2 separate regions of the Homo sapiens genome follow, and region 1 is linked to region 2. Evidence: chromatin loops called from intact Hi-C (ENCODE). Cell type or tissue: B cell. All regions are shown on one strand. Links, peaks and the distances in the headings refer to the core of each region. The heading gives the core; the rest is flanking DNA. Region 1 has its middle 25 kb from the start of OTUD1. Region 2 has its middle 26 kb from the start of OTUD1.

What was found. Hi-C counts contacts between places; a loop is a spot of excess contacts. Peaks named below come from ENCODE experiments on the same cell type or tissue, not always from the same donor. Only the 100,000 strongest peaks of a DNase experiment are listed, where the experiment ranks them.
Region 1: it touches region 2 in a loop (1.8-fold over the local background); 2 of 110 quality-filtered maps call a loop at or near these places.

The regions. Positions count from the first base shown.
Region 1 is chr10:23,411,473-23,416,856 of GRCh38, forward strand. No RefSeq gene overlaps it. Among named protein-coding and RNA genes, the nearest start is that of OTUD1, 25 kb to the right of the region's middle. RefSeq lists silencers at 774-974, 974-1,174. In B cell, for the core only: no CTCF peak of the experiment used is centred there; a DNase peak (open chromatin) is centred at 2,469.
Region 2 is chr10:23,462,595-23,467,978 of GRCh38, forward strand. No RefSeq gene overlaps it. Among named protein-coding and RNA genes, the nearest start is that of OTUD1, 26 kb to the left of the region's middle. In B cell, for the core only: no CTCF peak of the experiment used is centred there; no DNase peak of the experiment used is centred there.

The DNA of each region.
Region 1 (5,384 bases), core at 220-5,219, 51 kb before region 2:
TGAACCGAGATTGCACCATTGCACTCCAGCCTGGGCTACAGAGCAAGACTCCATCTCAAATAACAACAACAACAACAACAACAACAACAATAATAATAATAATAATAATATTTCTGGGCTGGGCACGGTGGCTCACACCTGTAATCCCAGCACTTTGGGAGGCAGAGGCGGGTGGATCACTTGAGGCCAGGAGTTCGAGACCTACCTGGCCAACGTGGTGAGACCCTGTCTCTACTAAAAATATAAAAATTAGCCAGGTGTGGTGGCAACATGCCTGTAATCTTAGCCACTCAGGAGGCTGAGGCAGGAAAATCGCTGGAACCCGGAAGGCAGAGGTTGCAGTGTGCCAAGATCATGCCACTGAACTCCAGCCTGGGCAACAGAGCGAGACGTTGTCTCAAAAAAATAAATAAATAAAATAAAATAAAAAATAAATAAATAAAAATTTCCAGAGCTAACATTAATCAGATAATTTCTCAAGCAGTGGATTGAGAAAAAGTTGACTCCCTTCTCTGCCTGCCATTTTTTTTAAGCTTGTTTGTTTTTAAATAAAGGTCATTTGATCTTGCTTTTATTATTGAGTAAATAGAGATCCACTAGAGTGCCTTTCTCCCTAGCGGGTTTTTCAGTAATATGAAAACTGCTGTGTGGCTAAAACCTTGCTTCTTGGGACGAGTATTTTTTTAAGTATCAAATAATGACCGATAGAATTTAGTGATATACTAAGAATATTCTGCCTTTGTCTTTGCTATCATACTCAGAAAGAATCCATTAGACTAATCAATATAATGTTATGGTTGCCAAGTTGCAAAGTACCATATCCCTAAGGTTGATGCGAAGCGACCACAGTTTTAGCAATGCTTCTTGACTCATCTTTTATCTCTGAGTCATTTGTCACCACCCAAACTCTTGCCAAAGTTAATCCCCTTCTGAGAAAATGCCCAAGTAAATGATACAGTGTGGTATTTTTGAGTCTCTGATCTCACTTCAAGAGCCAGAGATGGAGAAAAATCTCTGTCTGGAAAAAACAAAAAGGAAAAGGAAAATCACAGTCAAAAGGAAGCCCTGCAGAAAAAGAGAAGTTGCTATTTTCCATCAACTATTTTGAGATCATTTGTTTCCCTATCCCTGTGTTCTTTTGTTTTCTAAGCTTAGCTCTGGAGGAGCATGAGTGCCTAGAATGGGAAGGAGAGATCACATTCAGATTTAAAAGAAAAATAGAGGCCGGGCACGGTGGCTCACACCTGTAATCCCAGCACTTTGGGAGGACGAGGTGGGTGGATCAGCTGAGGTCGGGAGTTCGAGAACAGCCTGACCAACATGGAGAAACCCCGTCTCTATTAAAATTACAACATTAGCAGAGTGTGGTGGTGCTGAGGCAGCAGAATTGCTTGAACTCGGGAGGCGGAGGTTGTAGTGAACCGAGATCACCCCATTGCACTCCAGCCTGGGCAACAAGAGTGAAACTCCATCTCAAAAAAAAAAAAAAAAAAGAAACAAACAAAACAAAAAGAAAAGAAAAGAAAGAAATAAATGTTTGAGATGATGGATATGTTAATTACCCGGATCAGATCACTGTACATTGTTTGTATTGCAATATTACTATGTACCCTATAAATATGTACAATTATTACATGTCAATTTCAAAAGTTAGAGAAACAGGAAAAAAAGCAATAGAGCCAGTTAAAGGAAAGTGCCACATTTTGAGGAAGGAGGTAGGAGAATGAAAAAGTTTTGGAGACAAGAGTGTGTTGTGTCATGGAGAAAGAAATGACAGAGAAGAGACCAAGAGGAAAGAGGAAAAGGATGAGAGGGTGATGGAGCCTGAGAGAGTAGAGACTTGTTCTAGTCAGTACTTCAACTGAGCATAATATGCCTCTTCATTCTTTTTTAACAGCTTTATTAAGATATCACTCACAGGGCCGGGCGTGGTGGCTCACACCTGTAATCTCAGCACTTTGGGAGGCTGAGGGGGGCAGATCACCTGAGGTCAGGAGTTCAAGACCACCCTGGCCAACATGGATGAAACCCCGTCTCTACTAAAAATACAAAAAATTAGCTGGTCATGGTGGCAGGTGCCTGTAATCCCAGCTGCTCAGGAGGCTGAGGCAGGAGAATCGCTTGAACCTGGGAGGCAGAGGTTGCAGTGAGCTGAGATCGCGCCACTGCACTCCATCCTGGGTGACAAGAGCGAAACTCCATCTCAAAAAAAAAAAAAAGATATCACTCACATGCCATGAAGTCTACCAGTTAAAGGCGTCTATTCAATGTTGTAAAATATATTTACAGCATTGTGCAACCATCACCATAATCTAATTTTAGAACATTTCTATTGTCCTAAAAAGAAAACTTGTACCTATTAGCAATCACTTCTCACTTCCCCATTCTCCCTCCAGTCCTAGGCAACTGCTAAATCTATTTTCTGTCTCTTGTAGATTTGACTATTCTGAACATTTCATGGAAATCAGATCTTACATTTGTGGTTATTTTTGACTGACTTCTTTCACTTAGGTCAATGGTTTTGAGGTTCATCTATGTTGTAACCTACATCACTACTTATTCTATTGCTAATTTTCCATCGTGTTTTATGTCACACTTTATTTATCCATTCATCAGCTGATGGATATTTGAGTTGCTTTCAGTTTCTGAGTTTTATAAATAATGCTGCTATGAACATTTGTGTCTGATTTTTTGTGTGTACATGTTTTCACTTCTCTTGTGTGTATAGCTAGGAGTGAAATTCTTATGTCAGGCTGGGTGCGGTGGCTCACGCCTGTAATCCCAACACTTTGGGAGGCCGAGGTGGGCAGATCACCTGAGGTCAGGAGTTTGGGATCAGCCTTGCCAACATGACGAAACCCTCTCTCTACTAAAAATATAAAAATTAGCTGGGCATGGTGGGTGCCCGCTTGTAATCCCAGCTACTCAAGAGACTGAGGCAGGAGAATCGCTTGAACCCGGGAGGCAGAGGTTGCAGTGAACCGAGATCACACCACTGTACTCCAGCCTGGGAGACAGAGTGAAACTCTGCCTCAAAAAAAAGAAAAAGAAATTCTTATGTCATATGGTAACTCTCTATTTATCCTTTTGAGGAACTACCAAATTGTTTTCCAAAGTGGCTGTACCACTTCGCATTCCCACCTGTACTATATAAGAGTTCTAATTTCTTTACATACTGGCCAGCACTTCTTATTGTCTTGTTTCTTAGACTTTATTGAGACATAATTCACATACAATACAATTCACCCACTAAACATGTTTAGTATATTCGCAGAGTTATCAACCACCACCATAACCAATTTTAGAACATTTTCATCATCCCAAAAAGAAACCTGTACTCATTAGAAATCACTTTCCATTTCCCCCAACTTTTCCATTCCCCAGCCCCAGGCAACCAACTAACCTACTTTCCCTCTCTACAGACTTTTAATTATGGGCTTTTGATTATAGGCAGTTGAATGGGTAAGACACGGTAGCTTCTGGTTTTCATTCACATTTCCATAGAGATTAATGGTGCTAAGCATCTTTTCATGTGCATATTAGCCACTCATACATTTCCTTTGGAAAAATGTTTCTTAAGATCTCTTGCCTATTTTTAAAATTTGGGTTGTCTTTTTGGTTTTTGTTTGTTTGATTCTGTGTGTTTTTTGAGACAGGGTCTCACTCTGTTGCCCTGGCTGGAGTGCAGTGGTGCTATCACAACTCATTACAGTCTCAACCTCTCCAGGCTCAGCTGATCCTCCCACTTCAGCTTCCCAAATAGCTGGGACTACAAGCTTGTGCCACCATGTCTGGCCAAACTGCTTTATTTTTTGTAGAGATGGAGTCACACCATATTGCTCAGAGTGGTTTCTCACACCTGGGCTCAAGCAATCCTCCCACCTCAGCTCCCCAAGTAGCTGGGGCTACAGGCATGCACCACCACCCCCGGCTAATTTTTATATTTTTGTAGAGATGGGATCTCACTATGTTGCCTAGGCTGGTTTTAAACTCCTGGGCTCAAGAGATCCACCCACCTTGGCCTTCCAATGTGTAGGGACTATGAGTGTGAGCTACCTTGCCCAGCAATCTTCTTTTTGAGTTGTAAGAGTTCTTTATACATTTTGGATAAATTCCTTATCAAATTTAATTTGCAAACATTTTCTCCCATTCTGTGGACTTTCTTTTCACTTAGTAATGTATTCTTTTGACACTCCTTATTATTCCTGGCAACTCCACCTCTTCAGTCCAGCTTGAAGCCACATCTGCAGGTCTGACTCTCCTCTTATTCCTCAAACTTCAGCATCCTTACTTGCAACCCTTCCTATTTATTTTATTTTATTTTTTTCAGGTAGGCAGTCTAATAGTCAATTTCCACTTTCTTATACCTCTTTTTCTCCAAAAACAAGTAGTACTGACAAATTCACCTGCTCTAAACCCTTGGATGCCTTTAGAAATTAGGAGCTCAGAGTGCAGTGTGGAGGTCCACAGTCTAAAAACAGCAAGGCTCCTTTATTTGTAACACGGAATGTATTCAATTTTCTACTTGGGAAAAGATTGTAGATCTTTGGTCCAAAAACATCATCAGAAGGCTGAGGGCCCTTTTCTCCTTTTTATGCTTTAATTTTGAACTAAATCATTATTTGAGTACTTCTAACATTTAAAAAAAAAATCAACGACACTGAATAATTTTTACCACCAAAGAATAGAAATATAACCAGGCATATATGGTATATATATAAGTTAATTTAAAGATTTCTAAATTAGATATGATGCAGTTGGCTGGGCGCTGTGGCTCACGCCTGTAATCCCAGCACTTTGGGAGGACGAGGTGGGTGGATCACGAGGTCGCGAGATCGAGACCATCCTGGCTAAAACAGTGAAACCTCATCTCTACTAAAAATACAAAAAAATTAGCTGGGCCTGGTGGCGGGCACCTGTAGTGCCAGCTACTCGGAGAGGCTGAGGCAGGAGAATGGTGTGAACCCGGGAGGCAGAGCTTGCAGTGAGCTGAGATTGTGCCACTGCACTCCAGCCTGGGCGACAGAGCAAGACTCCGTCTCAAAAAAATAAATAAATAAATAAATAAAAATAAGAATAATAAAAAAAGATATGATGCAGTTAATCATACTAATTACTAATCTGATTCTCCTCTTATGCTTCAAACTTCAGCATCGTTACTTGCAACTCTTCCTATTCATTTTATTTTATTTTTTGCAGACTAATAGTCCATTCCCACTTCCTTATTTATCTGCCCTATGTAGTTCTAAACATACCTACAAATATATGTCTCTCCCCTGTGACAAGATACATTTAAATAAAGTTACTTTATTAATAAAAAAATTAATTAGGGATACTATGATTATAATATTTAGGAAAGAGGGAAACTAACTATGGATCATCTG
Region 2 (5,384 bases), core at 234-5,233:
AATCCCAGCACTTTGGGAGGCTGAGGCTAGCAGATCACTTGAGGCCAGGAGTTTGAGACCAGCATAGCCAACGTGACAAAACCCCATCTCTACTAAAAATACAAAAATTAGCTGGGCTTGGTGGTGCACACCTGTAATCCCAGCTACTCGGGAGGCTGAGGCAGGAGAATTGCTTGAACCCAGGAGGTAGAGGTTGCAGTGAGCAGAGATTGCATCACTGCACTCCAGCCTGGGTGAAACCGTGTCTCTAAAAAAAAAAAAAAAAAAAAAAAATTGGTTGAGAGGAAGGATTGGGCAAAAGATTTCTGAGAGCTCAATGACAGTCATCTTCAGATTGTAAGGTCCCACAGAATGTCCACAAGGCCATCTTGTGCAGTCATCCAAGTTGTATCTATGGACTAAGATGGGAATAGGGCTCCCTAAAGTGATGCAGTGCACAACCTACACAACTGGATGTGGCAGCCCAAGGAATGCAAAAAGACTCATGCTTTCAACTAGGAATTTTAGAGTACTAGGGATAGAAAAAATAGTCTCAAAGCTTTCAGAGAGGAAAAATAAGTCATATCCAGAACCTTAAGAAAAACAATGGCATCAGACTTCTCAACAGAAACATTATAGCCAGAAGACCATGGAACAATCCTTTGCAAAATGTTCAGGGAAAATGATTTATAATCCTTGATTCTATACCCAGCTATCTCCCTTGGTACTCTTAATTGTAAACAGCAGAATCCATGCAGTTAGTTTAAGCAGATAGGAAATTTATTGATCTCGGACTTCTTAGGTTGTTCATGGACTTTTCTTTTTTTTCTTTTCTAACGTATAGGAAAAATTTAACCAGGTTGGTGAGTACTAGTGAAAAAATAATGAATAGCAAAAATGAATAAAGCCCTCATTCACCCTGGGGGTTATTTTCTTCGAATTTGAAATAATCGTTAGTAAGAAAATTTCTTATAGTAATCTGTGATAAATACATTTTAAACTGTAAGCTTTGTAAAAAAATTATGTTAAAAATGTTGGCTTGAGGCTGGGTGCCATGGCTCACATCTGTAATCTCAGGATTTTGGGAGGCCGTGGTAGGAAGATTGCTTGAGGCCAGGAGTTTGAAACCAGCTGGGGCAACCAGCAAGACTCTACAAAAAATAAAAAGTAAAAAAATTAGCCAGGTGTGGTGGCATGTGCCTGTAATCCTAGCTACTTGAGAGGCTGAGGCAGGAGGGTTGCTTGAGCCCAGGAATTGGAGGCTATAGTGAACTATGATCACACCAATGCACTCCAGTCTAGGCAACAAAGCAAGACCCTGTCTCTAAAAATTAATTTAAAAAAAAAATTGACTTGAGTAAAAAGTTTGAGTCAGCACACAATTCCGTTAGGTACCAATAGTTTAAATTCACTAAATTGAATTTGGGAGGAAAGAAAAGCCTCTCTTAATCTACTCTATATACCTTATCAAGTTTTCTTTAAATTTCAGCATATCAACATTTAAACATAATAGAGAATGGATTTTGGAGAAAGAGAAATTACAACATTGTGAAAGTTAACTTACACAGTTTTACACGTAACTCTTTGCACCGAGGGCATTTTATCCCTATATGAGAGAGTACTATTTTTGAAGTCTTTGCCTCAGTTTTTATGAACTACTTAATTTATGCCCGTTTCTTGTGGCCTATAAAATATATTTCATCCTTTTATTTCTTTGCCTTTTTTTTTAAGAGTTAGCCATATTAGGCTTTAGTTTGTTTGTTTGTTTGTTTTTTGAAGACCTTCCCTTACACAGTAACTATTTTTTTAAAAATCTCCTTAAATAATGGTAAGATTTATTTTCTTTGTGTGTGTTTTTTTTTTTTTTTTTGTATGTGTGTGTGTGTGTGTGTGTGTGTTTTTTATTGAGACAGAGTCTCACTCTGTCACCCAGGCTGGAGTGCAGTGGTGCAATCTCAGCTCACTACAACCTCTGCCTCCTGGGTTCAAATGATTCTTGTGTCTCAGCCTCCTGAGTAGCTGCGATTTCAGGCGCGTTCCACCATACCTGGCTAATTTTTGTATTTTTAGTAGAGACGGGATTTCGCCATGTTGGCCAGGCTGGTTGCTTCGGCCTTCCAAAGTGCTGGGATTACAGGTGTGAGCCACTGCATCCAGCCAAGATTTATTTTCAAATCAGAGGATTTTCAACTTGAAAATAAGCCATTGCCAAAGGTATCTATGAGCTGAGCCTGATATCTAAACTTTTCTTTTTCTTTTCTTTTTTTTTTTTTTTTTTTGCTTTTTGCTATCTCAAAGTCATCAGAATGAAGGATTTTTCCTTTTAATGATGCATTTCCTGGGCTGATTAGAGTGTGGTGAAGCTCTGTGACTCTCCGTTGATACAATAGAACACATTAATGTAAATTTGCCTCATTGTTCTGTATGTGTTTGCTGATTCTGTGCACTTGAACCATTCAGATTATATTGATAAGAATATTATATTTTGAAGGTAGGGAATTAAATGATCGTTTCTAATTATGTTAAAATATGTAAGCATTTGGATTTACTTTCGGTGTACATTAAAAATCTCTGAGGTTGAACATGGTGGCCCACGCCTGTAATCTCAGCGCTTTGGGAGGCCAAGCTGGGGAGATTGTTTGAAGCCAGGCATTTGGGACAAGCCTGGGCAAGATAGTGAGACCTCGTTTCCACAAAAAATAAAAATAAATTGCCAGGTGTGATGGCACCCGCCTGTAGTCCCAGCTACTTGGGAGGCTGAAGTGGGAGGACTGCTTGAGCCCAGGAGTTCAAGGTTGCAATTAACTATGATTGCATCACTGCACTCCAGCCTGGGCAACAGAGTGAGACCCTGTCTCAAAAAAAGAAAAAAATCTCTGGGAAACAGGACTATTTTTTTTTTTCATTTGCCTTTGAGAGATAATCTAGCTGACTGATAATACATGTGAACTTGGAGTTTCAGACTGATTGAGACACGGTAAGATTTGGGCTAGCCTTATAAACAAAATGGGAACAAAGGAAATTATGGATGACACCTCTTACCGGATCATGAAAATATATCATGGTTTGATTGAGAGCTCAGTGTGAGCCTTTAGCATGATTTGGAGAGTCTGCTTCTAGAATCTGGAAAACTCTTTCACATGCCTGACCAGTGTAAATAAGTATTTGTTAAGTAAGTGACAGGTAAAATAAATAAATAAATAAATCTAGAAAAATAGTCTATGTTTTCAAAGTAATTATATATTTTCCCTTAAAATCTTTGACTTTTCTAAATGTAAGTTTAAGTAACACTCTTACGTTATTCTTGGATTTGCCCAAGTAGAATTAAAGGCTTTATCTGCAGTCTATTTTTGTATCATGATAATTTATCCATTGGAAGCAAGTTTGACATTGTGAAGATGAAGCAGTTATCTTCTAATGAGGGTTCCCAGAATAGAATCAGCATATTAATAAGCCTGCCTGTCATTTACCTGAAATCCATTAACTGCTTAATGTTTGTCAACTATTCATAGATCATGCCTGATTAATTACTGACTGTTGACTTCATTAGGCATTGTTAGTAGATCAAAGGGGTAGTAAGCCTAACAAAATAATAAGCAATGGTTGGTCACTTAAATCCCAAAAGCAGATTTTTATCTACTGATTGACTGATTGATTGAGACAAGGTCTTACTCTGTTGCCTAGGCTGGAGTTTAGTGGTGCAGTCATAGCTCACTGTAAGCTTGAACTCCTGGTCTCAAGCAATCCCCCCACCTCAGCCTCCTGAGTAGCTGAGACTACAGTTCACACCACCATGCCCAGCTAATTCTTTATTTTAATTTTTATTAGAGATGAGGTCTTGCTGTGTTGCCCAGGCTGGTCTTGATTCCTAGGCTCAAGGGATCTTCCTGCCTCCTCCCAAAGTTGCTGGGATTATAGACATGAGCCACTGCACTTGGCCTAAAAGCAGATTTTTTAAAATCTACCCATTTGCACACTGACCAAAAGCAGGTTCTTTTAAAAATACCTTTTGTATGAATTTAAGAGAATCTCTAATTCATATAATTATTAACTAACAATCAAATCTGTTATTACCGGAACAGCTACTACTGCTTGATTGAGTTTAATAGGAATCAGTCAACTGATGATCCTCTGTACAAATACCTCTCTTCTAGCTATTTTGAAATATATAACTAGTATATTTAGCATATACTAGTTGGCTAATTATTATAGATATAATTGTAGGGTTTTGTCTTATTAGTTGTCAGTCAACCAAGGAAGAAAAAGTAAGAGTCTTTTACAAAAAGCCTATGGGAGTGGGTAGGATGAAGCTGAACTTTCTTTTTTTGAACACAGCCGATATAGAGCTCCATAAGAAACATGTTTGCCTGTATCAGTTACCAATTAGTTGCCATCCAGATGAATACACAATGTGATACATTTGTTACATTTTAGCAATATGGTTTTTGTGAAGCCAGTATGTATCTTAAACATTAAGAAAGGCATTATTCATTTATTAATTGATACGGTTTGGCTGTGTCCCCACCCAAATCTCATCTTGAACTGTAGCTCCCATAATCCCTGAGTGTCATGGGAGGGATCTGGTGGGAGGTAATTGAATCATAGGGGCAGGTTTTTCCCCATGCTGTTCTCATGAGGAAGTCTCATGAGATCTGGTGGTTTTATAAAGGGCAGTTCCCCTGCACACACCCTCTTGCCTACTGCCATATAAGACGTATACTTGCTCTTCATTCACTTTCTACCATGATTGTGAGGCCTCCCCAGCCAATTGGAAATGTGAGTCTATGAAATCTCTTTCCTTTATAAATTACCCGATCTCGGGTATGTCTTTATTAGCAGCATGAGAACCAGACAAACACATCCATTCAACAAATATTTATGTGCTGAGGTATTAGGTGAAGTTGGAGATGTGGGCAGGGGCCAGGTTCTGTAGGGTCCTATAGGTCATGACAAGGAGTTTGGACATTATTGTTATCAAACTTGGTGAAGTGTCTTAAATAAACAAATAAAACATTTGTTTTGCTGTCTAAAAATATCACCGTGCTGGGCCAGGAATATGCTGCAGTAAGGCAAGAGTTAAGGGGTTATTGCAATAGTCAGGGCAAGAAAGAATGGTGGCTTGAATCAGGGTAAATGTGGTGGCAAGGGAGAAAAGTCAGCAGGTTCAGGTTGTGTAGGTTGAGAAACTAGCAGCTGAGTGAACAGAGAACCTGAACTCCATCTGATACCTACATGTGTTTTTCTTAGATGAAAGACAATGTTATAATGACTGCTAAGGTAGAGAACACACATTTATATACCCCTTTTAAAAACTGTTACTTTATAACGTTTGTACATATTTATGGGGTGCATGTGATATTTTGTTACATGCGTAGATTGTGTAATGACTAAGTCAGGGTATTTGT